Linked DNA regions of Homo sapiens: region 2 is linked to region 1. A link is an interaction called in ENCODE POLR2A ChIA-PET data of the cell type or tissue named here. Cell type or tissue: K562. All regions are shown on one strand. Each heading gives the region's core, and the rest is flanking DNA. Links, peaks and the distances in the headings are about the cores only. Region 1 has its middle 460 kb from the start of JARID2-DT. Region 2 has its middle 440 kb from the start of LINC01108.

Region 1 (15,808 bases), core at 5,006-10,005:
CCCCAAACATCCCCTACCCTTCCTAGTCAATGTGTTGCTATTTATAAATTCCATTGTTATAGTCATTCTTCTATATTAATGAGTCCTGTCCTCTGTTTTCAAAAATTTTCTTTTAAGACGTAAATATCATGTAGAAGATTTTACACACTAAACCCGTAACACAATAGCATGAATTCACTCATCAGATTAGTTAGTTGGTATTTTAAAAGCCTGAGGATCAAGGTTAACAGATGGTAATCTTTAATGGGCAAGAAAACAGATTTCTCTCACGTTGGAGAGAATTACTGGGTCTCTGTGTATGTGTGAGGGTCTATTGGTGCCGCATAGTGAACACGACCCTATTCCTCCCTCAAGAAGCTCAAAGTTAAGTGGAACTGGGGCAGCCAGATGTATAATAACTGCAATACCTTGCAGTATCTGCACTAATTGAGCTGTGTACTTGATACAGTAGTAGCATGTGGATGGCACAAGGGGAAGGGTATGGAGTTTCATAGATGAGATGCAGCTTAAGCTGGGCCTTGAGCATGGGGAAAAGTCCATGAAGTGGATGTTCCTTCCAGGCAGAGACACCAGCCTGGGCACACAGGTGGCACGCTAAGGGGAACTGCAATATAGGATTTGATGTGGCTTTCCATCAAACAGAAGGAAGGAGGGCCTGGAAGGATTGAATTAAATTGTTATTGGGACTGGATCATAAAGGCCTTGCTATGGTTTGAATGTTTGTCTTCTCTGAAACTCATATTGAAACTTAATCCTCAATGTAACAGTATTAAGAGGCGGGGACTTTAAGAGATGATTGGATCATGAGACCTCCCAATCTTGGACTTCCCAGACTCTAGGACTGTAAGAAATAAACCTCTTTGCTTTAGAAATTACACAGTCTCAAGCATTCTGTGATAGCAACAGAAAATGAACTAAGACATGCTCTTGACACATATCAAGATATTATATTTTTTAAAAAATACAATCCTTGGAAGCTTTGCTAACTCTAACAGGCTACCTGCTGGCCAAGATCAAATACACAGAGCCAATAGGAACTACCAAGGAGGTTGCTTCTGAATTCTCACAAACAGTGTAAGCAGAGGCCTGCCCAAGGGAAAACCAATATGGCTCTTTCTCTCAGCCTTTCTGAGACCTGGCCCCTGAGCCCCAGGGTGACAAATGCTTTCTCAAGAGTATTCCTTTCTTTTATTTTGTTTTGATGATTTACAGGGCTTATCAAAAATGTGCATGACTTCCTATTTACAACACTTGTAACCCTATCTCCAAAACAGACTGACATTTAGATAGTTTTAAGATTAATACTTAAAGATTTCTCTGCATTTAAACTCTACTGATTAACTCATTCAGGCATGCTAAGGTCCACCTGTGTGCAATGCTATCTATGCCTATGTCTCGAAACATAGCAAAATTTATGTTAGTTAAGGTAAAAAGCTCCCTGGTTTTGCTCATAATCAAAGGATCATTTAGGGCCATTCCAAATCAATCTCTGTCATGCATTTTTAAAAAAGAAAAAAAATCAAAGGATTTTTTTTTAAAGCAAGGGACACCATAAACAAAGCGAACAAACAACATATTGGAAGAAGATATCTGCAATGTGAAAACTGACAAGGGACTACGATCTAGAATACATACAAGGAACTCCTGCCAGCCTACAAGATTGGGGCAGCCATTCTGGAAAGAATCTGGCAGCACTCAGCCAACATAAGGATGGACGTATGCTATGACCCAGCAATCCTGTCCCTGAGACACAGGGCATCCCTGTATGCCGCTAATTCCTAGGGATTCTCCCATAAGTCAAGGGGAACATGTATAAGGATGTTCATGGCAGCACTTGTGTAATGGGGAGTTGGAGGCAGTCCAGGGCCTCATCACTGCAGAAGCAGATGAGACAGCAGAGGAGCACAGGCTGGAGTACTATACAGCAGCGAGAAGACACCACCTCCTCCCCACACGTAGCAACACACATCACGACAACATGCCGGGCAGAAAAAGTGAGAAGCAGAAGGAGGTTGTTTGTGTACCATATTCGTAAATGCAAAACACGTTTACAATACATCTTACAAGAATACAGGCAAATAAAATACTACAAACAAACGTGTTAAACTGGTTACCTACAAAGAGGACAAAAATAGAGGTGGGGATGAGAATAAAAGCAAAGCCTGAAAACAAAGGAGGGCCTTGAAGAAATCAAAGGTTAGAGTGTGCTGTGGCCTGGACTTCTGCATCTGAGGGTTAAAAACAAACACAACAGGGACAGGGAAGCCACTAGCCATAAGGTCCTTGAGGGGAGGGTGCAATGAGCTCCTCTCTAAATCCCTAACAGGACCCAGTACTCTGTCCCATCTTTAGGCAACGCCTACTTTTTGAACAATGGATATTTGATTGGTCAATATTTAACAAATGCATGAATAAGAGGAACAATTAATCTAACAGAGGGTGGCCAGGACACATGGAGTCATTCTCCATAAACAAATCATCACAGATGCCCTCTTGGGTGCCAGGCACCGTGATAGATCCTGGGAGTGAAATGAGGGATGAGAGACAGTCTCTTTCCTCTTGGATGTAGGCTGAGGAAGTGCAATGGCTGAGTCAAGTGGCAATTATGACACACACTGTTGACGGCAGTGACACAGATAAGAACAGGGCGCCCAGAGACCCTGACGTGGGGCTCCTAACCTGACTGTTCAGGAAGAGCATCCCAGAAGAAACTGATGCCCAAAAGATAAGAAGTTACACAAGTAAGGAGGAGGGAGGGAATGGAGCATAAGAGGCAAGAAAAACTGCATGTGCAGTGGAGCCTGGGTCTGAATGTCGCTGTCGTAGCTCTGACACCTGCTGCAGGCGGGCCCATCTTCCCAGCCTTCGATACAACATAGCGGTTACTTTAACAGGTGGAGCCATACCACATTCTTAGTGTTCTCAAGCCGACTTTATCAAACAAAAACTGCTCCCTGGGTAAGGGAAAAAGAAACAAAAAGAGCTCTTTTTCAGAGCAAGCAAATGTGCACATCCAAGTAGATAGATGGTGCCTAGAGCAGTGTAACAGAAGTCAAGTACTTACCATTGTCCTGCAAAATCATTTCAATGCAACTTGAGAGCAATATAGCAATCTGAAAGGAAAGGCTTTTAGCCAGCCGAGCTGGTTCAGGTTTCCAGTTTTCCTTTGATCCCATGATTCTAATTCTTGTTGTTTATCAGCACGGATGCTCACAGCTGATACACTTGACAAGTCTCTCTGGAAAACGTTATCACGTGTGTAGAGCTTTGGGTTCGAACTGGCTTGATGAACTGAAACTAAATCATTAGAAATGCCAGTGCTGGCCGAGCGCAGTGGCTCATGCCCGTAATCCCAACACTTTGGAAGGCCGTGGCAGGCTGACCATTCAGGAGATGGAGACCATCTTGCTTAATATGGTGCAAGCCCATCTCTACTAAAAATGTGTCCAGAATTGGTGGGTTCTTAGTCTCACTGACTTCTAGAATGAAGCCGCGGACCCTCGCAGTGAGCGTTACAGTTCTTAAAGGCGGCGTGTCCAGAGTTTGTTCCTTCTGACGTTCGGATGTGTTCGGAGTTTCTTTCTTTAGGCGGGTTCGTGGTCTCGCGGGATCAGGAGTGAAGCTGCAGACCTTCACGGTGAGTGTTACAGCTTTTAAAGTGGCGCGTCTGGAGTTGCTCATTTCTCACGGTGGGTTACATAATCTACACTGGCCTAAGAAGTGAAGTTGCAGACCTTTGCAGTGCGTGTTACAGCTCATAAACCGCAGTGTGGACCCAAACAACGAGCAGCAGCAAGATTTCTTAAAAAGAGCAATAGAAGAAAGCTACACTGTGGAAACACCTGCGAGCAGGTTGCCACTTCTGGCGCTGGCAGCCTGCTTTTATTGTCTTACCTGGCCCCACCCACATCTTGCTGATTGGTCCATTTTACAGATAGCTGATTGGTCCATTTTGACAGGGTGCTGATTGGTGCATTTATAATCCCTGAGCTAGACACAAAAGTTCTCCATGTCCCTCCCCTCCATGTCCCCACTAGATTAGCTAGATACAGAGTGTCGATTGGTGTATTTACAAACCCTGAGCTAGACACAGAGTGCTGATTGGTGCATTTACAAACCTTGAGCTAGACACAGAGTGCTGATTGGTGCATTTACAAACCTTGAGCCAGACACAGAGTGTCGATTGGTGCATTCACAATCCCTTAGCTAGACATAAAGATTCTCCAAGTCCCCGCCAGACTCAGGAACCCATCTGGCTTCACCCAGTGGATCCCACACCTGGGCCGCAGGTGGAGCTGCCTGCTAGTCCCGCGCCGTGCGCCCGCACTCTTCGGCCCTTGGGTGGTCGATGGGACTGGGCGCCGTGGAGCAGGGGGCGGCGCTCGTCGGGGAGGCTCTGGCTGTGCAGGAGCCCAGGGAGGTGTGCGGGGGGAGGCTCAGGCATGGCGGGCTGCAGGTCCCGAGCCCTGCCCCACGGGGAGGCAGCTAAGGCTCCGCGAGAAATCGAGCACAACAGCTGCTGGCCCAGGTGCTAAGCCCCTCACTACCCGGGGCTTGCGGGCCGGCCGGCTTGCCGTTCCGAGTGCGGGGCCACTGAGTCCACGCCCACCCGGAACTCGCGCCGGCCGGCAAGCACCTGGCGCAGCGTCGGTTCCTGCCCGCGCCTGTCCCTCCACACCTCCCTGCAAGCTCCTGCCTTGGCCAGCCCACAAAGGGGCTCCCACAGTGCAGCGGTGGGCTGAAGGGCTCCTCAAGCGCGGCCAGAGTAGGCGCCAAGGCCGAGGAGGCGCGGAGAGCGAGGGAGGGCTGCAAGGGCTGCCGGCACGCTGTCACCTCTCAAAAATACAAAAAAAAAAAATTAACCGGGCGTGGTGGCGGGCGCCTGCAGTCCCAACTAATCGGGAGGCCGAGGCAGGAGAATGGCGTGAACCCAGGATACGGAGCTTGCAGTGAGCCGAGATCGCGCCACTGCACTCCAGCCTGGGCGACAGAGAGAGACTCCGTCTCAAAAAAACAAAAAAAGGAAACAAAAGAAAAAAGAAATGCCAGTGCTAGAAAGAATGCACAAGATCATCTATTTCAGGCGGTCTCAAACTTGAGCCTGCAACAGCATTCCCTAAAGGGCTGGTTAAAACTACACAGATAGCTAGACCTCACCCAGCGTGGCCCATTCAGTAGGTCTCTGTTGGGGTTTAAGAATCTTGCATTTCTAACAACTTCCCTGAGAATGCTGTTCCAGGGACCACACTTTGAGAACTACTCTAATTTTATTGATGAAGATATTGAAACCCAGAGCATGTTAGTGATTCATGTAAGATCGCACACATTCTAGGTGACCAAACCCAAGTCTTAGGAGAATGTGGTGGTTGGGAAATAAAAAGCTATGAAGATTTTTTAACTAAAGCCCTTGGTATTAGTGCATCTTATCTGGTTTTTACAACTATCTGCCTTCTCTTTCCACCCAAGCCTGAGAAGTACTGCCAATTATGGTGTGGGGTTGTGACAGCAGCAGAGGAGGTGGGGGCGGGTACGGAGCATCCACAAAGCCCTGGATGTTCTTGCCGGTCTTAACACCCTATCTCCAAGCTCTCTGCACAGTTTTCAGGGCATAAGTCAGAACTGTGAGAACTAGCAAGGACTCAGCGAGAGCTTCTTACCCGTGCTTCACGACACATTAAAAGGCAAAAACGTGTTCCTGCAGATCAACCCGGAAGAGCCTGCTGCTTACCGGTTGGCGCCCAGTACCTACACGGCAATAGCTGCTGCAGCCTGACAAATTCGTTGAAACTCTCTGAAACACAAAGGAATCACCGCCAGCCTCCCTCTCCCATTGTAACCCTGCCATTGTGCAGGTTGTAGTCTGGGAGAATGATGGCCACAGCAATTGTAGGACTTTCAATGCTTTAAACAAATGGGGGAAGGGAGGAGAACTAAACAAAACTAAACAAAAGCAACCACAGGCCTGTTTACCAGAGAGAAGTCTTAATGGGTTGCAAGAGAAAGAGCAGGAAGTCTGTGCTTTCACTCTCATTTGTCTGCTCAGTGGTGAAGAGCCTGGAATGGACAAAGATTTGGGCTTGCCACCCTTGTTTTGTTGTTCAACCCTCCCTCTTTTTTATGAGGAATTTGATGGAGGAAGCCAAGTAAGTCATCAGTGGGGGCCCTTGCCATCATCAATGTCAGTTATTGAGTTGAGGGCGCATTGTTTAGGCATTAAGAATTCAGATGCCAAGTTTCTCTATTTATCATATCTAGGGCCCTGAAAGCTATGGACGACTCACACTATTAACTGATATTTGTTGTTTAGAGCAATCTAATCCTTACAAGATACTTTTTGGATGGACTGTCTCATGATGTATTATTACAAAAATGGAAATGCTTTGCAAGAAGCATAATTCTGAATGCCACCAAAAAATAGCGATAATCTTTCTGCCCATTGAACAGTTTTGTTCAATGAAGTGTCACAATTACACCACAGCTGTTAAACAAGTTGTGTTACTAGTTCTAGATTTGCTTCCATTCTCTTTAGAGCTACATAGGTATGTGATTTTTTTTCTCCTCTGGAGATTTTTGATCATGGTGTGACTTAAAGGGAGGGTTTATGCATTTTATTCCAATGAATCCCAGTTTTAGTTAACTAGCTGGTAGTTGAACAAGTCATATAATAACAATTTTCTTTCATCTTAATGCAGATTTTAAATAAAATATTCATAGCCTTTTTTTTTTAAATATATACAGAGGTTCACTCTGTCACCCAAGCTGGAGCGCAGTGGCACTATCAGAGCTCACTGCAGCTCAACCTCCCATGCCAAAACAATCCTCCCACTTCAACCTCCTGAGTAGCTGGAACTACCAGCATGCACCACCACACATGCCTAATTTTTCTTTTTAATTTTTTGTAGAGACAGGGTCTCACTATGTTGCCCAGGCTGCTCTCAAACTCCTGGGCTCAAGCGATCCTCCCAAAGTGCTGGGGTTATAGGCGTGATACACCATGCCCAACCCACATAGCATATTATTTAAAACAATTATCTACTTAATTTTGAGAGCAAGTTACTAACAGACAATCATAGCCATCTGACCACCAGCCTGAGCTACAGCTCATCTGACCTCCTATGGCCACAACTGAAAAGGCTGAAGGAATCAGCCAGAACTCCATCTACTCAACCCACAAAGGTCTTGTTTAGAAAGGTGTTACAAGCTAGGGCTTCCAAGGTTGGGAAGCGCAAATTCTCTTTACGTTGCCTTTAATTTTTTCTTAATAACCTAGTTCAGATTTTTGAAAAGTAGAGGCTCCCAGAACAGCAGAACACACCATGCTGAGCTAGCACCTCATGCTGTGCTATAAAGAGAGTTAACACCTCCCTCCAAAACTAAGTCCACTCTTGTGGTTTGCATTATTTCCCCTGCCCTCCCCACACCCAACTCCACACAGGTGCAACTCTGATGTAGTTTTAGGGTTCCCAGAGTCATCACCTCACCATCTAAGACTTGTGTTAAAATGCTCCCTGTAAAATTCTTTACACGTTGGTTTTTTAATTGCAGAAATGCCTGATTTACTCCCAAAGAATGTTTGAAGATCCTCAGGGCTGTGCAAAGATCCATCATTATCAACAATTGCTAAGGCAGCTTAACCCTTATGTAAAATATTATGCATACAAATGGCTTTATTTTGAACCAGTTCACACTATTAAAACTTGAGTCTGGTACAGGCTTCATCCCAAGGCTGTGCTCAATAACAGCACAGTAGCAAACACCTTGGCTATGTGTCTTCCTGTTTGGTTGGCTCATTTTATATCTTTGCACGTTTAAAAAGGCAATGGGAGTGCTAATTAAAATGCAATCATGCAGATAAATTATATCATGTTCCTAAAAGGTAAAATGAAAACCCTTTTTATTTCAAAATCCTTGTGATACCCAAGGCAAAACACACAGTGATCCTGAAAACAGAGAAAACCTTTCATGATTATTGCATGTTTAAAACCCAGATTTATTTCTAGATTTGTTTGCATATTGTTTATGGAATGTATAACACTTTAATTGTGAGTAATTTCTTGGGAGAGTCAAGACTTAGGGCTTTTAGTGCAAATGTTCAAGTTTCGGTAACTCTGAGTAATTTGTATTTTCTGCATTCTAGCTGTCAAATGGGGAGTACAATGCGTATCTTAAAGCCTACTCCAGTTCAGGGGTGAGGACAACCTCAAAACCCATGGTCAAGTTTCACTCAGCAGATTCTTTATTGTACCTACAGCTTACCAGCTCTCAGGGGAACTCTCCTGCCAGCAACCAAAGATCAAAGCCATCATGCTGACATCCAGCAAACTGTTTTATCTCTCTGAGCCTCAGTTTCTTTCCCTGTAAAATAAGCCTCAGTAAGGCATTGCTGACTGCTTTGGGGATTAGAGGCCCATTTGAGAATTTGCTGAAAGCCATTTACACTGTTCCCCTAGAAACAGCAGACGGGCACATCCTCACAAAACTGAGCACATGAATCCACTGATCCTCTGATGCACATCCAGGGACCTCAAGTTAGAACTCCAGGTCCCTTCCAGCACAGACATTCCATGTCTTCACCCAAGACCCAGTTCTCAGCTCTAGCCTGCCCCCTTTACTCACATTGCAAAATTGATCTTTGCAAAAAAAAATAAATAAAAGCATATAAAAATGAGTCAATGTGAGGATGTTCTGCTGTGGATACCATTTACAGCCCAGGATAACACGAAACCATATAAGCAACACAACTAATTTGGAATCATTGAAAGTATGAGACAGTCAAAGAGTAGTTTACCCACTCCCTCCTTTTAAAAGCCATGTACTTCGTTGTAAGCCTTCACTTCAAGGTCACTGTCTCTCCCATAGATTTTTACTACCTTACAGTTTCCAGTCCCAGGCTCAGATATGCTCATAACCTACTTTGGTGTTTGGAGGAGGAAACCTGTTTGAAGCGCTTAGTTTTTACCTTTCAGCTTTGATCTACATCCCTGCAGAAGTTCTAAAGTGTCACCCTGAACTCTCCTTCCCCCTCTCTCCAGGTCAGTTCTAGGACAGCATTTCTCATGGAATGTACCACAAAACAGTGTGATCCGTGGCCAAATGGATCTGGGAAATTCTGTACCTTGGAGATTCCCAAAGCATTTTATCATATTAAAGGTTCTGAGAAGGCCTTCATAAAGAAACCAATTTAACTTTGTTTTACTCAATGTTATAAAAACCGACGTGGGTCAGGCGCTGTGCTCATGCCTATAATCCCAGCACTTTGCGGGGCCAATGTGGGCGGATTCCCTGAGCTCAGGAGTTCGAGACTAGCCTGGGCAACATGAAGAAACCCTGTATCTACAAAAACTACAAGACAAATTAGTCAGGCTTGGTGGTGTATGCCTGTGGTCCCAGCTACTTGGGAGGCTGAGGTGGAAGGATCACTAGAGCCTGTGAGGTGGAGGTTGCAGTGAGCTGAGATGGTGCCATTGCACTCCAGCCTGGGTGACAGAGCAGAACCCCATCAAAAAAAAAAAAAAAAAAAAAAAAAAAAAAAAAACCTATGTGATCATAGAATAATTTTCCTTTCCTATCCCATTTTTAGACCAGACTTAGAGAAATTCAACAATCTAGTGTCTCCTATGTTCTCAGCCAATGGACTCTCAATGAGCTTAATCTAGATTCTCTGTTGACCAGGTTCATTTGTCATTCCTTTTATCTAAACATCATTTTGTTCAAAGACCTCTTTCTTAGGTCTTTCCCAGCTTTGCTCACTGGTGCTGTCAAGCCACCTGGGTCCATTTCCTCTACTAGCAGTTCATATCCACACTCCCTTTTGGAACTTACAATGTACATTTGCATATAAAAAGACAGTCACCATCTTGTCCCCCATTGTCTCCCCTTCAAACGTGTTTAAATAGAATCTTAACAATTTGGAACTGAGAGGGCCCTGAGGGATCACCCAAACATTCTTCTAACTTCATAAAGAGAACATAAAGAGAACAGACCTGCAAGGTTAAGTGACTTGACAGAAATACGGCCTGAGCTCAGATTTTTTGATCCCCAGTCCAGTGGTCCTAGGAAGTGGTTCAAGCTTCCCAGTGGCATATGAGATGATTCATCCCAGAGAGTAAATTTAGTAATTTACAATGGGGAATGAGATGTGTCTCACACAAGACTAGTTATCTACATGGTGATCTACCCAAAGATAAAATCACACTCAGATGCTTTTTGGTAAAGGGGGGCTTAGAGATTAGGAGTTGGATTTTCTTAAGGGATTGATGTGCTGGAAAGAGCACTGGCCTGGGAGTTAGGAGGCTGATTTTAATTCTAATTCTCCCATTAACCAGCTGCAAGTTCTTCATGTCACTGGGCCTCATCAGCTAGACAGCAGCAAATTAGACAATTACCTTTAAGTCCCTCCTAGCCCCACATTTAAGCTTCTGTGATTCTAAATTCTTGGAATTGCTCTGTCTTTATGTTTTCAGTATCCCTTTTATGTTTTAACACACAAACCTTTAGCCTTTGGTCGAGGGTCTTTTCAATCCATAATCACCTAGTTTTGGGAATAGAGTCATTTTTGTCCTATCATGAGCATTAGGTAAATTCCAGATTCTTGAATAAAGTGTTCTTAAACACACACACACACACACAAACCAGGTATCCACAGCTGTTGATTTGATCTTCCTCATCCCCTCCTGGAATCTCTGAATTAATATAGCTCCCCCCTACTCACCATTATCTATTCATTCTGTCTCCATGGAAAGGCCCAGAGTGCTCAGGGAAGGCAGAGCCACGTTGCATGTGAAATCTAGACGAGTCCATTTGGTAGTCTCCACAGCTTCCTGCAACACCAAATCACAGTGTCATTAGCTTCAGATTGTTATGACAGGGTCTCTTAATTCAAGTCTGTGATAGTGCTTTTAAATCACAACATCTATTAAGTGTTTTCATTTATTTAAAGAATGTCCACTGCCCCCAGGGCCTCTGGGCATGGGTACAAAACACTGCTATCAAGAGGAGTCCACGGCAGCTCTCAGTAATCAACTAGCTGTTCATTATCACACTTTCACCGGTAACACTAAGTACATCAACAAGGATGAACTATCAGAAACATATGATTCTTGTTCACACTTACATAAAATAGTGACAGTGCTGTTAGTAATTAGTTACCAGATCCTCAATTGCTTTGTTCTTTGGCATTAGTAATATGCCACTTGAAGTTTTACACCAAATTAACATTACCCACATTCAACTGTTTCAAAGCCCTTTGAAAATGTGCTATCCTTCTTTACACACAAAGACGACACGCCTGACAGTAACACGTGCATTTGAATCATTTGCTTCCAGCCTTAAGTTAAGAGTGTACAGAGACATCTATTTCCACCTGACCCATTTTGGAACAGGATCATTTTATTCTGAGGTTATTAGCCGGAGTTAAGAGATTTGTCCACCATTACAAAAAATTATTTCACTATACGAAGCTAACTTACCTGTCTCAGGAATAAGTTTATTAACATGTAACCCTGTCAAACCATCAGCCTAACAGATTAAGATGAGGGAAAGCAAATTCTGAATATAACCAAGGCACTTACTCAACTAGGACTCAGCCTGGTTCCAAGCTCAGCTCATAGACAGAAACGTAATGCCAGAATTTGGGGGATAATATTAAATAATTTTGTAATCCATGCTAAGTCCCTTAAATTCCATTTCTATTTTTCTATTTGTAGAAAGCAAATGATATCTGTTGATATCTAAATTTCTTATGAAAATGAATGAGGTAGCAATTACATGAATTACTTCCATTTTTAAGAGAAAGTGCTTCTGGAATGAAGAGGATTAGTGGAGACTAGGCAGGATCCCAAAACCGGGCTCCAAATTCTGTTCCAAAAATGTGGGTGTCTACACTGTTAAAAGAAACAAAAGCTGGATCTAATTCCATTGGAAGTAACTACCCTCACTTTTGCCTTATAAATGACCCTGTAGAAAATGTTTACATAATACCTAGGGATTTATTTTTTGTTTTCCACTGACACTATAAATCAAATGTTTTCCATTGACATTGTAACTAGAAAATTGGATCTAAATCTTCTCACTGGTTAACACAGCCTTGTAAGATCTGGAGTCACGTAGCTTAATTTCCAAATCCATCTGAAACCCCCAGAACTTTGACTACCCATTTCCAATTGAAATATGAATGTGTCAATTAGCTATCTGGCTGAGACAGGACACATTGAATTCCAAAGCTCCAGATTTTGACATAGGATTAAATGCTTTCAATGCTATAAATGCATATCCTAGAATTACATTTAATCTTTTTCTTTTCTGTATTTTGAAGTAATTAAGTGTTAGGTTGTTGTTGTTATTGTCATTGAATGTGTTGTCTTTTATGTATGGAAATTCTCCTGACTCAACAACAGAAAAACATGCTTCTGTGGTTTTCTCTTAGTAGAAACTCCATTGCATTGCTCACCATTTCACCGAATTCCTCTTGCAACCATATGGAGCATGACTGGTCTGATTAAAGGGGCCCCTCTGTTTAACTGGAAGAATTTCGGTGAGAGGGTTTGCATTCAGTAACATGAAAGAAATTTAAATTTATGATCTTTGATTCTTATTATCATGGCCTAATAAACAGAACTAACTATCTCAGATATTATAGGAATGTAATCAAACATTTATTGGGGAAATATAACCTTAAATATTTACTTAAAGAATGTATTCTACATTCTAATAAGTTTTTACTATGTTGGCAAACAGAAAAGAATTACAGGATTGGGAACAAATGTTTTGTTCCTGCAAGTAATTATTTTGCTTAAAACAAAATGCTCAACTTTTTTTTCCTTTCCACAACGTGAATTCTTTGATCCTTTTGTATAAAAGGCTTAGATGATCTGTTGTCTCTAACCAGAATGACTGCATATGTTCAATAATATATCAGTTTCATCATCCACCATAGAATAGGCACATATGACAATAAATCATTTTGGGAACTTCCTGAATCTCTGCCAAGTTGTAGACAATAAAAGATCCTGCTTGTAAAGGCAGCTATAAAAGTTAATTTCATACAGGTTCCCCAGCACACATGCTACGGTTCAGTTCCAAACAGATGTGAGCTTGGAACAGCAGTGGAAAAGAGCAAGAAGCATTTTTGCTAACTTTCCGTATCAGGAGATCCAAATACTTCATGTTTTGTGCAACCTTTGGTCATTAACACATTGCAGCAGGTATGAAAAATGAATTATTCAAGCTTTTCTAATGCCTAAGATGCTATTGTTTCCAGTCTAAAGTATCCCTCCACATTCAAAAGATTATCCACCAAGCCAGACATGCAGAAACCAAGAAAATCCTCACTGAACAAAATAACAAAGACAACAGCAGACATTTGGAGCTTCACTTTGAGAGAATTCTCTTGAAACAAGAACTTTCATTTATTTCCTTCCTTGCTTTGGACTGTAGATGTCCTAGCAGATAGCTGCAGAGAGTTAGCCACTCCACTCACCCATGTCGTCACCAGGAAGAGGAGATTTGGAGGAAAGAAGGTTAGACTTCAGCAACATCAACACAGTTACGTGAATGGGTTTAAAATATCCGTTTTTCAAGGATCGCACTTAGTCCTTGGTCACAAAGGTCACTAGAAACTCTTTCCCTACCCCTGCCAAGGACCAGTGTTTACCTTTATTTATTCCTAAGATTCCCATGATTTTAGGCTAAAACCATGTTTCTCCTGATTTCAAACAATAGTCAGGTTCTCAGCAAGTCACATGTTCATCTGAAGTTTTGCAATTGGAACCATTCTCTATGCATCAGCAGAGCTTCATATTAAAGATTTCTCTGGAATTGATTTGCAACAATAATGATCAATCCTTCAGTTTATCTTTTGCTGGAGTGGGGATTTCTTAATGTGATAAAGACAGGCTCTCTTTACGAAGCCCTGCTGATCTTGAGAGTGCAGAGCACAACTGGTATCCGAGACCTTGTAGGACAATTAAGTGCCCAGAGATGAATGAGGGCATCATTAACATTTTAATCATACACCTGAAATTAATTAAAGCCAACCTAGGGATTGAGGTGCTCCAGGCCAGAAAAAAAGTGGAATGATGATGTTATGTTGTAGGTATGTACATTATCACATCTTACGCTGGCAGAATGTTTTAAAATTACAAATGGCACTTATTTCCATTTATTAGTTCATATGAACATCAACTCAGCCGTATAAATGTGTGAGGGATTCTTATTTTGAGGAAAGAGAGGCTCAGTGATATTAAGTGACAGGCTCAGGCCATTCCTTCTGCTATAACAAAATGACTTTAGACTGGGTAATATATAAATAATAGAAATTTATTTTTCACAGTTCTGGAAGCTGAAAAGTCTTAAATCAAGATACCAGCAGATTTCATATCTAATAAGGGCTTGTTTCTATTTCCAAGAAGAAGATATCTTCTGTCTGTGTCCTCATGCAGCAGAAGAAGCTAAAGGATAAGAAGAGACAAACTCACTCCCTCAAGCCCTTTTATAAGGGGCACTAATCCCATTCCTGAGGGCAGATTCCTCGTGGCCTAATCACCTCCCAGTGGTTCCACATCTTAATACAATCACCTTGGGGTTCAGCTTCCAACACAGAAATTTTAGAGGGACACTGACTGTTGACCCTTAAACAACATGGTTTTGAACCATGAGGGTCCACTTACAGGCAGGTTTCCTTCTGCTTCTGCCACCACTGAGACCACAAGACCACCACCCCCACTCCTCCTCAGCCAACTCAACATCAACATGATGAAGACAAAGACCCTTATGATGATCCACTTCCATTTCATGAATAGTAAATATAGTTTCTCTTCTTTATGATTTTCTTAATGACATTTTCTTTGCTCTGGTTTATTTTATTGTAGGAATATAGTATATAATACACATAACATACTAAGTATGTGTTAATTGACTGTTTATGTTGTTGGTGAGGCTTCTGGTCAACAGTAGGCTGTTAGTAATTAAGTTTCAGGGGAATTGAAAGTTCCACACAGGCTGGGCGCAGTGGTTCATGCCTGTAATCCTAGCACATTGGGAGGCTGAGGCGAGAGGACCACTTGAGCTCAGGAGTTAGAGACCAGCCAGGGCAACATGGCAGAAACCTCATCTCCACTAAAGGTATTTTTAAAATTAGCCGAATGTGGTAGTGCATACCTGTAGTCCCAGCTACTCGAGAGGCTGAGGCAAGAGAATCATCTGAGCCGGGTGGGGCATGGGGGGTGGTCGAGGTTGCAATGAGCTGTGATCACACTACTGCTCTCCAACCTGGGTGATAGAGCAAGCCCTTGTTAAAAAAAAAACAAAAAGTTCCTATGCAGATTTTTCTCTCCATAGGGGTGGGAGTCAGTGCTCCTAACTCCCACACTGTTCAAGGGTCTAATGGCATATTAAAACCATACCAGGGATAACCCTAAAAAAGGACAAAGGAGACAAAGGCCACAATCCCAAGGGCACAGCCCTGAAAAGGCAGTAGGCCAGGAGTCGCTGCACAGCCCAGAGCACCACTCGCACAGTGTCCAGGATCTTTGCCCACAGGGACGTCCGCATGGAAGACATGGGAAATGAGGTTCTTCTGACAGCTCGGCCGCTGACCACCTGTGGTCTTGGAAAATCACTTTAATTCTTGGGCTTCCCTTGTCTCATCTTTAAAAGCGAGGAGGGTGGACTATAAAATGAACCCTAAAGCCCCTTAAGATTTGACCTTCTACATACCTGCTCTGGATGGAGATAGTGGAGATGAGCTGCATGTATTGGTAAAAGACAGTAGGAAATGTGCTTTGGGAGCCTTGGGCTGATAGTCCGCCTG
Region 2 (15,808 bases), core at 5,968-10,967, 58 kb before region 1:
CATTAAAAGATACCTCTTTCTGAATGCCTATAATCTGAAACAAGACTAATTGGATCTGTACAAGTCATCCATCAGCTAAGTTCCTCTAAGTGAAAGACACTTGTCTTTAGAAAAAGCATGTCCCCAAATTGGAAATATGAATTGATCAAAGGTACATAGGCACAACACCAAAATCTATTTGGTCACTGAAAAAAAAAGGGTTTCTCCAGTTCTGGGCTTGGGATATTTCTTTCCAATCATTTGGGAAGCAGTTGAATCAAGTCCGGGGGTTAAAATACTGAAAGTCCAGAGGGCAGCATTTCCATACAACTCACACATTTCTCCTGCTGAAGTGAGCTTTGAAGTTGAGTGGCAGCCAAGATAGAGGGGTAGAAAAAAAAGAGAAAGAGTTACATAGGGGCTGGTAGTCACTCAAAGGAAGAACAACAAGAATTAAGAGAAAGAAAAAGAAAAGGGAGGTGAAAATGGATTAAAACAAAGCCAGGGAGGTCCAGCCTTCTCCCTCATTGCCAAGGTTGGGAAGATGATGGAAGTTTGTCCTGCAAACTCATCAGGACTGGGGGCAGTAATTTACCAAGGTCAAAGGGCAAGGGCAGGCCCCCTCAGTGACCCAGCCTTTGCAATGAAAACATTCCAAAGAAACTTAAGCAGACAGAATGTGTAGATATTTGTGCACCACAGCTGGGGGAAGCCTCCACAACCTTTCCCAGTCTTAGTCCTGTCAAATGACAAATGTCTCTTTTATGTAAGGATCAAACAGTGTTGGAGGCAGTAACATAAGCAAAATCTTCAGTGACATTGATTTTGCATGTTAGCAGAGTTGCTTCTAAAGAGGAACTCCCACGACTGCCAGAGAGTTTCTTAACCTGAAAACTGCAATTGTGCAACTCACTTAACAGCCAAATATAGGCCAACAGGAACAAATTCATCCAACCTTTCTGACAGCGTCACGTTGACACTTCAATTACCTGATAACTGCAGCAATGTTTTCCTAGCTGAGCAGGAAAACTTCAAAAAAAAAGCTTAACCTTTTTCCTCTTTAGCTTCCGCTAACCATCCACATCTGCTTTCCTGGCTAAGTCTCCATAGCAGCTATTATCAACACATGAATGGAATTCAAAAAAAAAAAAGAGACCCAGAACTGAATTCAAATTCTGGCTCTACTATTTTCCAAGGGCGTGTCCTAGGGCAAGTCACCTAAACTCTATGATCTTCCGTTTTAAGTTGCTATGAAAAAGTAAATAATATAAGAAATGTTTGGAAGACAAAGATGCTCCAATGATTGTTGTCATGCCAATGGTAACAAAAGTAAATAAGGATTGGGCTTACTCTATGACAACACGAAAAGTATATTTCTTCTCACCTAAGTAAAACATTTGCTACCTCCTGAACACGATTATAAGTCGCCAACCTCTCTTTAGTTTTATGTAAAAATATTCTGCTCCAGGCTGGGTGCAGTGGCTCACACCTGCAATCTCAGCACTTTAAGAGTCCGAGGCAAGAGGAGCGCTTGAGTTCAGGAGTTTGAGACCAGTCTGAACAACATAGGGAGACCTCATCTCTATAAATAATTTTCCAATATTTGTCAGGTGTGGTGGTGCACGCGTGTGGTACCAGCTACTTAGGAGGCTGAGGCAAGAGGATCACCTGAGCCCAGGAGGTTGAGGCTGCAGTGAGCCATGATTGCCCCACTGCACCCCAGCCTGGGTGGCACAGCAAGACCCTGTCTCAAAAAAAAAAAATTCTACTCCAATTGTATTGAAAGATTCTCAAGGGAAAATTAATGTTTAATCTGATGTCATCATTCTCTCAATATAAACAAAAACCAATAGTCAGATTTTGTATATTCAAGGAATAATTACAAGTGATTAATATAAAGATAATGTCAATGATGAAAAAAATATGCTATGGTCAGCATTGTTTTGGTTTTGGTTTTTCCTAGTCTAAGATGGCAGTAGAGCATATAGCAAATATCTCTGGGCACCACTCTCTTTTATACAGATTTCCATTAAAGCAATGGGAGTCCCTTTACTGCATTGGTTTGTTTGTTCTTCCTAGAACAGAAGCTCCCGTGAGTGAAATTAACTTCTGAGCCAACTTCGTATACCTAGTATCACATGGTAGGCCAGGCTGGATAGGCAGATGGTCAGTCCACCTGCATTGGTAGGCAAAGTAAGACACAATCTTAAAAAGAACACTATTTTATAAGTTTATATTATGCTTGTATCTGTTAAGATTAGGCTCAGCTGCAACCATCAAAACTCTAGCAAAATGGTTTAATCAAAATAGAGAGGTATTTCTCTCTCACGTGGAAATCTAGAGCTAGTCTGTCCACAGCTCCACAGTGCCAGGGATGCATGTGCCTTGCATCTTACTGTTCTATTGTGTGTGGCTTTTATTATCAAGTTAACATCTTGGAATCCAGGCCTTACAATCACAATCCAGGTAGCAGGAAGGTAGGAGAACAGTGCACATGGGTATAGGGTAGCAAAATGGGTGGACTCTATCACAGTGTATAGCTGGGCTCTGTGTGTGTCCCCAGTCCTTGTGGGGCCCAGCAGGCATCGCAGCGTGGCAGCCATGTCCAAGCCACGGCCTGGGCATCCTGTCACCTGCCCAGGTACACGGTCACTCACACTGGGGGCTTTCTGTCGTGTGTGTGTGTCTTCCTGTTGACTGTGCACTTCGTTCGCAGTGCAGAATGTTTCCTGTTCTCAGTGCGTGAAGACACTGGTTTTCAATCAGTGTCTAAAACCACGTTCCTGCCTTTCACTGCAGTACAGTGTGTTCATTTTTTAAAAATAGAGTTTAATGAGTAAGTTTAGATCTGACTGGTGAATATCTTAAAACTTTATATTAATAAAAAGTTCTTCCTGGAAAAAAAAATCCATTTTTCCCCTTTTCAATAACAGAACTTCAATTTTTATTTCAGCTTATTGCCATCCACAACATATATTTCCCAGCCTACCTGGCAGGTAAATGTGGCCATATGACTAGGTTCTGGACAATACAACATAAGCAGAAGTATTGTGTGGAATTTCTAGGAAGTTCCTCTGTAAAAACACACACACACACACACACACACATGAGCCAGGTGCAGTGGCTCATATCCGTAATCCTAGCAACTTTGGGAGGCCAAGGCAGGAGATCAAGGCCAGGATTTCAAGACCAGCCCAGGAAACCAAGCAAGACCCTCTCTCTACAAAGAATTTAAAAATTAGCCAGGCATAGTACTGTGCAACTGTAGCCTCAGCTACTCGAGAAGCTGAGGCAGGAGGATCACTTAAGCCCAGGAGTTAGAGGCTGTAGTGAGCTGTGATTGTGCCACTGCACTCCAGTCTGGGTGAGAGAGCAAGAAAGAACAAAAGAATGAAAGAAAGAAGGAAGGAAGGAAGGGGGGAAGGAAGGAAGGAAGGAGAGAGAAAGAGAGAAAGAAGGAAAGAAGGAAAGAAAGAAATGAAGGAAGGAAAGAAGGAAGGAAGGAATGATGGCTGGAGCTCTAGCAGCCATCTTGAATCATGAAGACAATAAAGACAAAAGCTATAACCTAAGAATGACAGATTAATGAACTAGAAGGAAACTGAGTATCTGAAAACCTCATGGAGGAACCATACCAGCCATAGACTGCAACTCTGAATTTCTTTTATGTAAAAGACACATTTACTTTCATATTTTTATGCCACTTATATAAGATATTTCTGTCTCCTATAAAGAAGAATCTAATTCTAATCAATACAGTGCTGAAGTAAACTTCCCCACCCCCCGTTCCTCTCTACTGGTTACAAGCAGCAGTCTCTTCCACCAACACTGGCCATTACTGAATCTTCTATCTTACCCTTTCTCACAGGGAGTATCAAATAAAGGACACATAGCCCATAACTTTTATTTTTGCAAACTATGAAAATTTTATAACAAAGGGAAATAAAACATGAACCATCAACAATTCTCTATACAGCTATTGTGAGATAAAAAAAATTTAAAGAATTCACCTTCCAGACAGGCATTTCTGTCACTACCTAACATCTGTGGCCATGTTCTCATTATGTACTTCATAAGGAAGAAAACATATCTTCAGGTAAATGGTTCTTAATTAACTTATGTACTTGAAAAAATAAACTCAGCAGGAAAAAAAATATATCTATTGCTCTATATTAAAGAGGCAGATTAAAAATTTGCCCTAAAACAGAATTTGCAACTCAGCAGGGTAAGAAGATGATTCCATTTTACTTCTTATAAATAGAAGTTTAAGGCACACACGTTGTCAAAACAACTTTATAAATAAGCTGGTGCCAACACACTCATGAATACTAAAAATGTTTTCCAGGTTCTCAGTTGTCTTCTCTATGATTCTATTGAGGTTATACCTATTCCAATAAACTCAATTCTCATTGCAATTCTTAGTGAGTCCAGTGTGCCTCCTCGTATAAGATAAAGGGTTTCATAAACTGACACCATGGACACATGAAGATTAGTCAGCTTTATGAAGCCAGTGACTTGGTAGCTCCTTTAAGTATTTCTGTAAGGCACTTTGGCCTCCAATGTTCACTCCAGATTCTATGGTGGAGGAGAAAGGCTTGTGGACCTACAGTTTACTTCAATGACTTGGATTCTTGTCCCAACTCCATTTTCTAACATGTGGTGTAAATTTGAACAAGTGTCTTAATCTCCCCTGCCTCTCCTTTCTATTAAATAAGAATAATACCAATTTCAGCCAAGCTTGGTGGCTTACACCTGTAGTCCCAGCACTTCAGAGGCCAAGGCAGGTAGATCATCTGAGGTTGGGAGTTTGAGACCAGCCTGGCCAACATGACAAAACTCAGTCTCTACTAAAAATACAAAAATTAGCCAGACATGGTGGCGCATGCCTGTAATCCCAGCTACTCAGGAGGCTGAGGCAGGAGAATCGCTTGAACCCGGAAGGCAGAGGTTGAAGTGAGCCAAGAGCCAAGATCACACCACTGCACTCCAGCCTGGGCAACAGTGCCAGACTCCCTCTCAAAAAAAAAAAAAAAAAGACTACTACTAATTTCAATTTTGATAAGGTTCAATTATATGTGAAAGTAGTTTATAATGGTAAAGAGTTGCATACGGGTAGTATCTGTATATTTTTATAATTGGTGGTGTTTGGGTTGTAAGTAATTAGAACTAAACTGTGCTGCCTCAAAAGCACAGTGAATATATACAGAGCGTTTTGGAAGAAAATAAAACAACTGTTAAATAATGGTTACCATTTGGGGTAGGACATTTTTTTTCCTTGACAGACTTTAGGTGGCAGCCATACGTATCTTTTAAATTTAAGAAAACAATATGTAATTTCATGGAGCTTTTTTTTCCTATAATGAAATGGGAGAAGGCCAAAGGGAAGGAACTGGGAAGAAGCAGATATTCTTTTAGCAATAATAATGTGTCCTTCTTCAGTTCTAAAGGTCCTCACCCTGGTGATCCTCATAGTTCTTCCTTCCAGTGGATATTAATGTGAGCTTATCCCTAGCAATAAAGCATCAAGATTTAGAAAACAGAAATACTTAAAATTGTTTGAAGAAGCCCCTGAATGTTCAATACTGAGTGCTTCTGGCATCAGCAGCCAGCACTAAACCCAAACGACTGCACCCGTGAGCCCAAGAACGACCTTCGTATTCAAGTGGCATCCCTCTCCTCGACATCCCTATCAGGCAAAAGGTGTGTGCCTTCCTCAGTTGGTTTACTGGCTACCATTTCCCTCACTCTCTCTCTTCTTCTTTTTTTTTAGGTAATCTATTTAAAAGCTCATAATCTGTTCTATAAATATCTCAACACTTACGCCTAAAGGCCCCCCAAAAATCTGGAGGTGATACACTGAACAGGCAGAAGGCCTCTGAATACCTGGTTATTAAGGACTCCTTTAACCTCAGTCTCCCACAAATTAGGGGGAAAAGCATTTATCTTTGTGCAAAATGAACTATTCCCACAGACTGGGCACAGTGGCTCACGTCTGTAAATCTAGCACTTTGGGAGGCTGAAGGTGGGAGCATCACTTGAGCTCAAGAGTTTGAGACCAAGAGCAGCTTGGGCAACATAATGAGACCCCATCTCTACAAAATAAAAATAATTTTTTTAAATAGCTAGGTGTGGTGATGTGGGCCTGTCGTCTCAGTTGCTCAGGAGACTGAGGTGGAAACATCTCTTGAGCCCAGGAGTTCAAGGCTGCAGTGAGCTATGTTGCACCACTGCATGCCAGCCTAAGTGACAGAGCAAGACCCTGTCTCAAAAATAAAAATAAGTAAATAAATAAATTCCTCCCCCTCTATTCAGTGAACTCTCAAGTTTCCACCATGGATTGTGGTGTCACACTCCATCCTGCCCCATTTGCTCTAGATTCCCAACAACGGGCACATACAGAGTACAGACCACCATCCTCACTATTGCCACCACCTCAATCCACGTGTCAGGCTCCCTCTAATGCCATCCAGGAGGCTGGTCAGGAGGAAATGGTCCAGGTGAAAAGGATTCCAGAATAGTGAGCTGCTACAGCAAATGATATAGTAATTCCTCCAAAACTAAAGATACAATTACCATATGATCCAGCAATCCCACTTTTAGGTATACACCCAAAAGAATGGAAAGGTGCATAAGGGTAATTTGTACACCCATGTTCAAAGCAGCATTATTTGCAGGAGCCAAAAGGTGGCAGTGACCCAAGAGTCCCTGGATGGATGAATGAGTAAACTAAATGTGGTACACATGTACAGTGGAATATTATTCAGCCTTAAAAAGGAAGGGAATTCTGACACATGCCATGACATGGATGAACCTTGAGGACATTACGCTCAGTGAAATAAAACGGTCTCAAAAAGACAAATATGGCATGATTCTACTTCTGTGAGGTACCTACAGTAGTCAAATTCAGAAAGACAGAAAGTAGAATGGTAGTTACCGGGTATGGGGGTGGAGGGAAATAGGGAGTTGCTGTTTAATGGGTATTGAGTTTCCGTTTTTCAAGATGAAAGAGCTCTGGGGATGGATGGTGGTGATCATTGCGCAACAATCTGTACTTAACACTGCTGAGCTGCACACTTAAAAATGATTACAATGATTAATTTTATGTTATGTATATTTTACCACAATTTTTTTAAAAAGGATGCCAGAATCTTGCATGTCCTTCTCTGGAGCCAAGAGCATTGCACAGCCAGCCCGCCCGGGTTCTCTAAAGTTCAACTTCAGCAGGCCAGCCCAGGGCATACTCAAAATCTTCCCATGGGCAAATCTCTTCCAGCCAATGGGAACCTTTCAAAATCTACATTTCCATAGCCACATAATTAAGAACTAAATCTCACTCCCAATCACGTTGTAGAATTGTTTTAGATATAACAAGGTGTCCACCTAGGTAGAACTTTAAGAAGTTTCCAGTGGCGGTAATGTTCTGTTTCTTAATCTAGGTGATGGTTACGTGAGCATATTCACTTAGTAATAATTCATAGAGCTGTACACTTAGGATTTGTACACTTTTTAGTTAGACTTCATTTTCAGACCTGTTTTGCTATTTCTTGCATTATTCATGGCGTCTCACAAGATGACAAATTCTCAAAGTCCTCACAGAGCCTAGCAGGGTGCTAGGCTTCTAGCAGGAGCATGAGTTATGTCTATTGACACCATTAAAATTTGGAGATCTGGGGAGTATCAGAGAGAGAAAGACAGTGCACAGGGCACTGGGATAGTTTTGCAATGTCCTTCTACATCAGGGAACCAAAAGCATTCTGACCCCAAAGCTGCAGGTCAATAACGCAACCAACTTCATCAGCACAGGCCAGTAGAAAGAGGAAACTCAGCTGTGCTGCTGATAACCCATGTCTTAGGAAAATAACCCTTCTGATTTTAAAAAGATAGTTACGTGCATACACACACCCCAAAAGCTCGACTCTAGCCTCAACATGAGAGGAATTAATGTGATGGGATAAAAGTTAGTGCCTATTTTAAGAGGCAGTGACAACTAAAATAGATTGCAGATGGCAAGCTCTTCTGAACCCTGTAATAAGTCTATGATGGCCCATTCTCCAGGAAGCCAAAGTTGGAGCCAGAACTCCATGGTGTTGGAAATGCTGACAGCAATCATTTACTCCAAGAAACACAAGGGCTGGCCCTGAAGCGGAAGTGCTGGAGAAAAGCACCCCCGAAGGGTTGTGATGGACCCCCTCAAAAAAGGCCACAGTGGGAGGGATCAGTTTGATCTCCAATTGGAGTAGTCCTTTGAACTCTGACGCTAAGCTTTAGTGCAATGTGGTGCATTGGGGGTTGTTTCCATTTCAGCTGTTTCTCCATATGCCAGAGAGGAGAGTCGTGCCTGGCAGGCCTGGGCCAGCAATATCTAGAACACAGGCCTGGCTCCAGGAGAAGCCAGAAGCCTCCCCTCCTCCATCATGGTCCCTCTGTATGTGGGCAGAGAAGGAGGAGGGGGATCAAGGATCCAGGAGGAGGATTTGGTGCCAGGGAGATGACTAAGGTCTGACGCAATCACCACACGCATGTGGGACTCGTGAGATAAACAGATCTGGAGGGGGAACCAGTGCTCCAGGCTTGACCTTGGGGTGCCTCCCAGCCCCCATCTCGGTCCCTAGGCCCATTTAAGATGGAAGGTGAACCAAGATGCCCTGAGTTCTCATTTTTCTCTCTCTTGCTGGTTTTCTCTTGTTTGACAAATCGAACCGAACCCCAAAGGAAAAAAATGGGAAGGAGGGAGGAGGACTCCTTCCCATGCAGATTTATGGCATTCTGGATGCAGCTTGCATTTGTCAGGCCAAAATGGTTAGGGTGGGCTAATAGAGTAGAATTACAGCTTCCTATAATAGGGAAAGTTAAATAGACAAGCTTTCCTACCCTGAAGAGAACGAGGCAGAGGTCAGTGCTACTGGCTTTGAACATGAATGGCCCCTTCCCCTCGGTTCCCTTTCACATGTGGCCTGGCAACAGTAGCAGACAGATGCGACACAAAGCCAGACACACCTGATTAACCATGAATACAACAGCTGTCGTTTCCCCACCACCACAGATACCCACACCCTCGTTCTTTCCGCTTAGTTTTTTCCCTTTCTTTCAGCTAAGCGTGAGGAAATCAAACCTACCATTAAAACTCAAGTTAGTGGGAGGGTGTCAGCAGCCGGGCCTTTGTTTCTCTGCTCACAGACATGTAATAGGTACCTTCAGGGTTGTCCTTTCATCTGAAAATGCGTTGTGGTCTCCCGCTGAGGGCTCAGTCAGCTCAAAACCTGAGCCCCCAGAAAGGCCAGCAGAGGGTGGGGGAAGATGAAGGTGGCCTGAATGGGGACGGAGAAAGTGGACTTTTCTGGGGCACCTGAGTTTGTCTCTCTTCTCCTCTCTCCTCCTTTCCATCCGCTTGCCTCCATCCAACTACCACTCCCTGCTGCTAAAAACATCCACCCTTAAGATGGACTGGCTGTTCTGAATTTATCAAGAGGAAGTGGAACTCAACGTAGCATTGTCTTTCTGCAGCTTGCTTATTTCACTCTATTCTGAGCTGGTCTTAACAAAGAAGAATCAGGTCAGGTGGCTTTAGGGGTTTTTCTATTTGCCTCTCTTAGGTAGACAAATCCTTGAGTTCAAGTTAACTTCCAAGACCTTGCAAATCAAACACAGGAGGGAATCTAAGTGTTGAACTGCAAATGATTTCTAACGACATGAACAAAATGTAATGTGACTATATGAGCTTCCGGAAACCTACAGAATGGTAATTACAGCCCAGAGTATGAATCTTGATTTTTCTTCAGGTGTTCTTTTTCGTATTGTTTTGTTTTGCTGGGCAATCTCAAATTAACCATTTGACCTCTGTAAGCCTACATTTCTACTGCTTAAAATGGTTCTCTCTTTTGTCAAAAAGTCCCTGAAGCTATTACAAAGAGACTAATAAAAACGATCAGAAATCTCTTTGCAAACACTAAAACTTATAATAATAGGATGGATAACTGGGTAACTTAATCTCATAAAAAGTCAACAATATCCCTTATTTTCTCACATAAATGAAAACATAAAGGAATAATTCAGGCTCTCATTTGAAGTCTCATGGTTTCTAATGAAGGCCCAGGTCCACTGTATACTTCTGCCTTCTACTAAGAACTCATGGAGATTTCCCACTCAAGATAATCAGGAAGAGGAAGTATAATGGAAATGTCTAGGAAATTTGGTGTCAGGTAACAGAGAAGTCCCCAGCATCACATTTGTGTAGGACATTGGAATTTGTTCTAGAACACAAAAGTATCCTCCGGTGGTTGGTAACTTTAGACTCATCTTCTAGCCAATTAGAGAACAGTCATATCCACTATCAAATCAACCCAGAGGTCCCATCTCAGAATAATGTGAAAAGGCCCTGTTCACTTTGCCGTCGAAACCATCTCACAACTCTTCTCCTAGTATCCAAATTTCTCTTTCTCTTGCTTCACAGAACTCACGGTTTAAGCAGAGCAAGCCTGTCTGTTTTCAATTCTTAACTTTTCACACATGGCAAACGAGTGGAACTTCTGAGCACTGCGATCATCTGGCTGATGAACAAGCTGTTTTCCATTTCTGGCAACAAATACTTCTGGCTTATCGTGACGGGATGAAAAGGGATGAAAATATACTCTGGTTGGATATTGTTGATAACATTTGTCATCTTTGCAGCTAAAAAAAGCTGGCTTAAAATTTTTTCCTTTGGTGTTGCAGAAAAATGGCAAAAGAAGCGACATCACCGTTGAGTTGCCAATTAAATTGCATTCCTAAATGAAGTAGGTTAGTGAGATCTTTTCCATAAGAAACGCAATGTCACATCCTGAGATAAAGTAAGGACTGGACCAGGAGGCAAGGTCTGTGGGGCCTGGGCCTGGGGCTCCACTGGTGCACGTGGTGTCTTTTAAAGGCTCGCTTTACATGTCTGAACCTGTCTCCCTCTGTATTCCCTTGCTAGGGCCGCCATAATAAACACCACAAACTGGGTGGCTTATACAACAGAAATGGATTTCCTCACTCTTCTGGAGGCTAGAAGTTTGAGAGGTGTCAGCAGAATTGGTTTATTCTGAAGCCTCTCTCCTTGTTGTAGAGAGTCATTTTCTCCCTGTGCCCTCACACAGTCTTCCCTCTGTGTTTGTCTGTGTCCTCATCTTCTCTTCTTACGAGGACACCAGTCAGATTGGATTAGGGCCCACCTTAATCATCATCTTGGAGTCTAAAAAACCAGTGAAGAAAAAGAGGAGTCATGGTTACCAATGTTTCAGGCTAAAGTTGCTTTAGTTCCAGTCTCTCATTTTACAAATGAAGAGACGGAGGCCTCAAGACTCGCCCAAGGTCGTCAGTGATAAGCTGAGACTACAGAGGATGTCACCATGGAAAACAGGTAGACAGTTTCCAGCTCTGATCTGTGCAGCCTTTGTGCAATATGTTGAGGTAAGAGGGTAGAAGACAATAAGGTCTTGTATCATTTTTTAAAATTGGAAAAAGGTCAAGTTTCTGAAAGTGAAGACCTTTGAAAAATATACTTTAGAAGGCACAGAGCAGGAAATGTGTGGTGTGAAGCTCTGGGCTCACCACAATGTATGATGGGCTGTATTCCTTTGCTAGGGCTGCCTTTACAAAGTAACATAGATTGGGGGGCTTAAAACAACAACCGTTTATGTTCTCACACTTTTGGAGGCTTGAGTTCTGACATCAAGGTGTCAGGCACTTGCTCCCTCAGAAATCTGTAGAAGAGAACCCTTTCTTTGTTTCTTCTAGCTTCTGGTGTCTGCTGGCAACGTTTGGACTACAAATGCATTATTCTGTGAAAGGAAAATAAATCTCAGGACCCCAAAATCACTAAGCCAAAGGGAAAAGTCAAGCTGGAAACTTCTTAGAGCAAAACTGCCTCCCATTCTATTCTTTAAAAGATAGCTACTAAGATAAAAGAGCTACGTACCTCCCTTACAATTTGTCCACAAGGAATTTCCTTGCCTCCTTTGGGAAGGCTAATCAGAAACTCAAAAGAATGCAACCGTTTGTCTCTTATCTACCTATGACCTGAAAGCCCCCTCCCTGCTTTGAGTTGTCCAGCCCTTCCAGACCAAACCAATGTACATCTTACATATATTGATTGATGTCTCATGTCTCCCTAAAATGTACAAAACCAGGCTGTACTCCGACCACACTGGGCACATGTTGTCAGGATCTCCTGAGGCTGTGTCACAGGCAAGTCCTTCACTTTGGCAAAATAAACCCTAAATTGACTGAGACCTGTCTCAGATGTTTGGGGTTCACAATTCCAATCTCTGCCTCTGTTATCATATGGCATTCTTTCTGTATGTCTCTGTCTCAGTGTCTAAAGTTCCCTTTTAAGGACACCAGTTATATTGGATTAAGGGCCCATCCTACCCCGATATGACCTTGTCTTAACTGATTACATCTGTAATGACCTTATTTCCAAATGAGGTCACATTTCAAGGTACTGGGGGTGGGGACTTCAACATATCTTTCTAGGGGACACAGTTCAACCCATAACACATGCATCCTGCAGAGCTTCCTGCTCTCCCTGGAGCCTACGGTCATGAGCTGCTGACCCTCCCTCACTTCCCAGACATTGCCAGCACACGACTCATGACCAAACAGTGCTCCTCCAAGACAGAACCCTGGTGACTCGCAGTGCTGCAGACAGGCAGTACGGAGGGGTGATTAAGAAGACATTGTCATTTAAAATAAAACCACACAGTTCTTTTGTAAATATGTGTCACTGGGTATTTAGAACCATCATACCCAACCCACTGCTGCACGTTGGTGGAAATGTCAAGTAAGTTACACACTCACGTCTTTTCTGGGGAGCCTTTTATTCACGGTTCTCCCTGAGTTTGATTTCCTGAGGGAGTGTGCTCACCCGCCTCCGTTTCAGCATCTAACCTTGCCTGTTTCTAAAGTTCATGCTGTCCTGACATTCTTTGCATCAGCACAGTCACCCCTGTTAGTCATCTCCTACCAATTTTCTCTCTTTGTACTCTTTCAGGAAGTCATGTTTTTGCTCAGGTAAAAGAGGTGTAGGAAGAGCGTTCTGCCTATTTGATGATTCATCTCTTTGCTTTTTGCCATTTCTAAATGTTAGGGGGGAAAATCCTTTTGTTACGGGCTTTAGCGAATGGGCTTGGTCAATGGGGTGAGAGAAGCTGCCATAAGCCACTTTCAACTTAGAGCAGAAGCAATCTTTTATCGGTCTTTCTTATTCTTTTGAAGACTAGCATCGTGATTCTCAGGGCCACTGGAATCCACGAGACTGACTTCCCTGAGGAGAGACTGCCTTCTAATGGCGTGACCATCTGCTCCACTTCCTTCGTGTTTGGTCAGTGAATCACGGCAAGTCACAGGCCACCTGAGCATTCTACTCACTTCTTTTGGATGCATCCAGGCCAAAGGCTCAGAGTGTGTTTGAGTTGAGATAGATCTGAGCATATTCAGTTAAATGAGGCCCTCAAAGAGTATGATGGGGAATTATGCCCCACTGCCTCCCAAACTTCAAATGTTGAAGCCCTAACCCTTAGAGCCTCAGACAGTAACTCTATTCGGAGATAGGGTCTGTAAAGAGGTAATTAAGAAAAGGAGCAAAAATGGAGCAAGTTTCCTTCTCCCTTGCGCTATTTCTAAGGTCATGTTATAAAAATCAAATGGAGAATACCTGTCAAACAGTTGATCAAGCAGTGAGGAGAAAGAGAAATAATATTAATTCAAAGGGCATGCTTCAACCCATAGTCAGAACAATCTATTAGTTAATCAAGCAAGATTTATTGATACTCACCAAGAGACTGAATATACAAATGGACAACGGCCAAGCCATAATTAAAAACAACTCCAACCTACAATCTACAGCAGCCAGCCCAGGACACCAACCCATTAGCAACAGCAATCGGCCCAGGAAGCCAGCCTGCTATCATCAGCCAGACCTCTAGAAGTCTAACCACTATCTCTATCAACAAGTTAGGAAGCCAAACAATAACCCCTGTAAGAATCAGCTCCAAATGGCCAGAACTTGACTGACAATGGACAGCCTCCCTGATTTTTGTCCCTGCTTCCAACTTAGGACAAACCAGAGAAAGGCAAATATGCACCCTAAGCAATCACATAGGCATCTGTGCTTCTAGTGAACCACCTCCAGCTTCCCACACCAACAGCCTCCAATCAGCACATACCTGGAGCCTCCCTTTTTTCTACTATGAAGTTTTCCCACTCCTCTGCCCGCATTTGAGTCTCTGCCAAAACACAAACGATAGTAGCTCTGAATAAACAGCCTGTGCTTATTCTTATTTGGTTGGTCTTCATTTATTTCCACACTTCCAAATGCAAGTAAATGTTATGCTAGGCCCTTGAATGGTCAGGGAAAATACAAGGAGATATACGACATGGTCCTTATGCCTAATAAACTTAAAATCTTTGGGACTGGAGATAAAATGCACAAAAAGCAAGAACCACCACCACAATGACTAAGCAAATAATAAAGCCAGTCAGGAATAGTAAGTCTCAAATGCAAGTTCCAGATACTGGACGTAGAAGTCTGGAGAAGAGAGATTACTTTTGGCTGGGGAGGTCAGATATGAACTGAACTTCAGCACACACAAAGGAATTATTCTAGTAATTATTGGGTTCCCCCTTGCTCACATGGTTACTCACACTTGAAAGTTTGCGGTAACAAGAAGGAGCCTTGGCAGGAAGTTTGTTTGTTCCATGACTGCTTTTACTGTCACATGAAGAGTGAGTGGTTGATTTACTGAGAAGTCCCCCTTGTTACCCTTCATAAGCCCCAAGTGAGTCAGGACCTTCCCTTGGTCATCAAACTGGAGACAGGACACCCTTGCCCAGTTAGCATTTTAGTTCAGCTTGCCTGGGTTCTCATTCCAAATTCCTGCCCCCAAATCCTTGGTCACCCCCAAGAGTAGATCTTTATCCACAACAGGCCACTGTTGAACCTAAGGTTTCCCAGAGGAAACCAGAAAAGACTTCCCTTATGTTGGGGTTTTAGGGTACCCAATAAATAGGACCCCTCTTTCCTGCCCAACTTCTGAGCCAATTAAGAGGAATAGGAATCAGGCAGATAGAGGGAAAATATCACCATTCTTTTAAGTTGACAAAGTCTTGGTTGGTGGCTATCATTTCAGGTCCTTGGGCTTGTTAATATTGTACCACTGATGGCAAACAGAAACTTTGCAACATGGAGATTTACCACTTAAAAGTTAAGGCTTGGAGGGGCAGAGGATGTTTACTTTCCTCAGGCTCTTCCCAGAGAGAAAGGAATAGGTGAGGCGTACATCTTCCATTGCTTCTCCCAGGCCGACTGAAGTTCCTCTTCCTCCAATGAAGTGAAGGAGAGAGAGGATGCAGGCGGCCAGGGGATTTACTCAATGGAAACATGTCCCCAATAGAAACAAGGACAGCAGGGAACAAATGTTCCCATCAGCTACCTACAACAGGTAAGGCTAAGTCTCTGTGGGGTTGAGGTCCCTTGCCCCCAGCGCACATACACACACACACACACACACACACACACACACACACACACAGCCACCAATGCCATGCTCATGCTTTGTATAGTTTTGGGATTTGTGACAACTTTTAAGTCTGAGGGGAATGAATGTACTCATGAAGAAAATCTCCACCGTTAAGGAAATGCCCTTGGTGTGGACTAGTGCTAGAGGCACAGACCTTGAGTAGGGAGTCCTGAATTCCTATCCCAGTGCTGAGTTAAGCAGCTCTATAGTTATTCAAGGTCTCTTGCCCTCCATGTGCTCTGTCCTCAGTTATGCACTGGAGATCAGAATACCTGTCCTGCCAAGTGTGTGAA

The links. ChIA-PET counts read pairs that join two places held together with the same protein. Peaks named below come from ENCODE experiments on the same cell type or tissue, not always from the same donor. Only the 100,000 strongest peaks of a DNase experiment are listed, where the experiment ranks them.
Region 2: POLR2A ChIA-PET joins it to region 1 with 5 read pairs; 3 of 35 experiments call an interaction of 5 or more read pairs at or near these places.

Annotation. Positions count from the first base shown.
Region 1 is chr6:14,779,279-14,795,086 of GRCh38, forward strand. No RefSeq gene overlaps it. Among named protein-coding and RNA genes, the nearest start is that of JARID2-DT, 460 kb to the right of the region's middle. RefSeq lists enhancers at 4,666-5,217, 5,218-5,769, 5,660-5,954, 5,770-6,321 and a silencer at 5,660-5,954. In K562, for the core only: a CTCF peak has its summit at 8,596; no DNase peak of the experiment used is centred there.
Region 2 is chr6:14,720,291-14,736,098 of GRCh38, forward strand. No RefSeq gene overlaps it. Among named protein-coding and RNA genes, the nearest start is that of LINC01108, 440 kb to the left of the region's middle. RefSeq lists enhancers at 10,137-11,336, 12,559-13,758, 12,600-12,719. In K562, for the core only: no CTCF peak of the experiment used is centred there; DNase peaks (open chromatin) are centred at 7,764 and 8,501.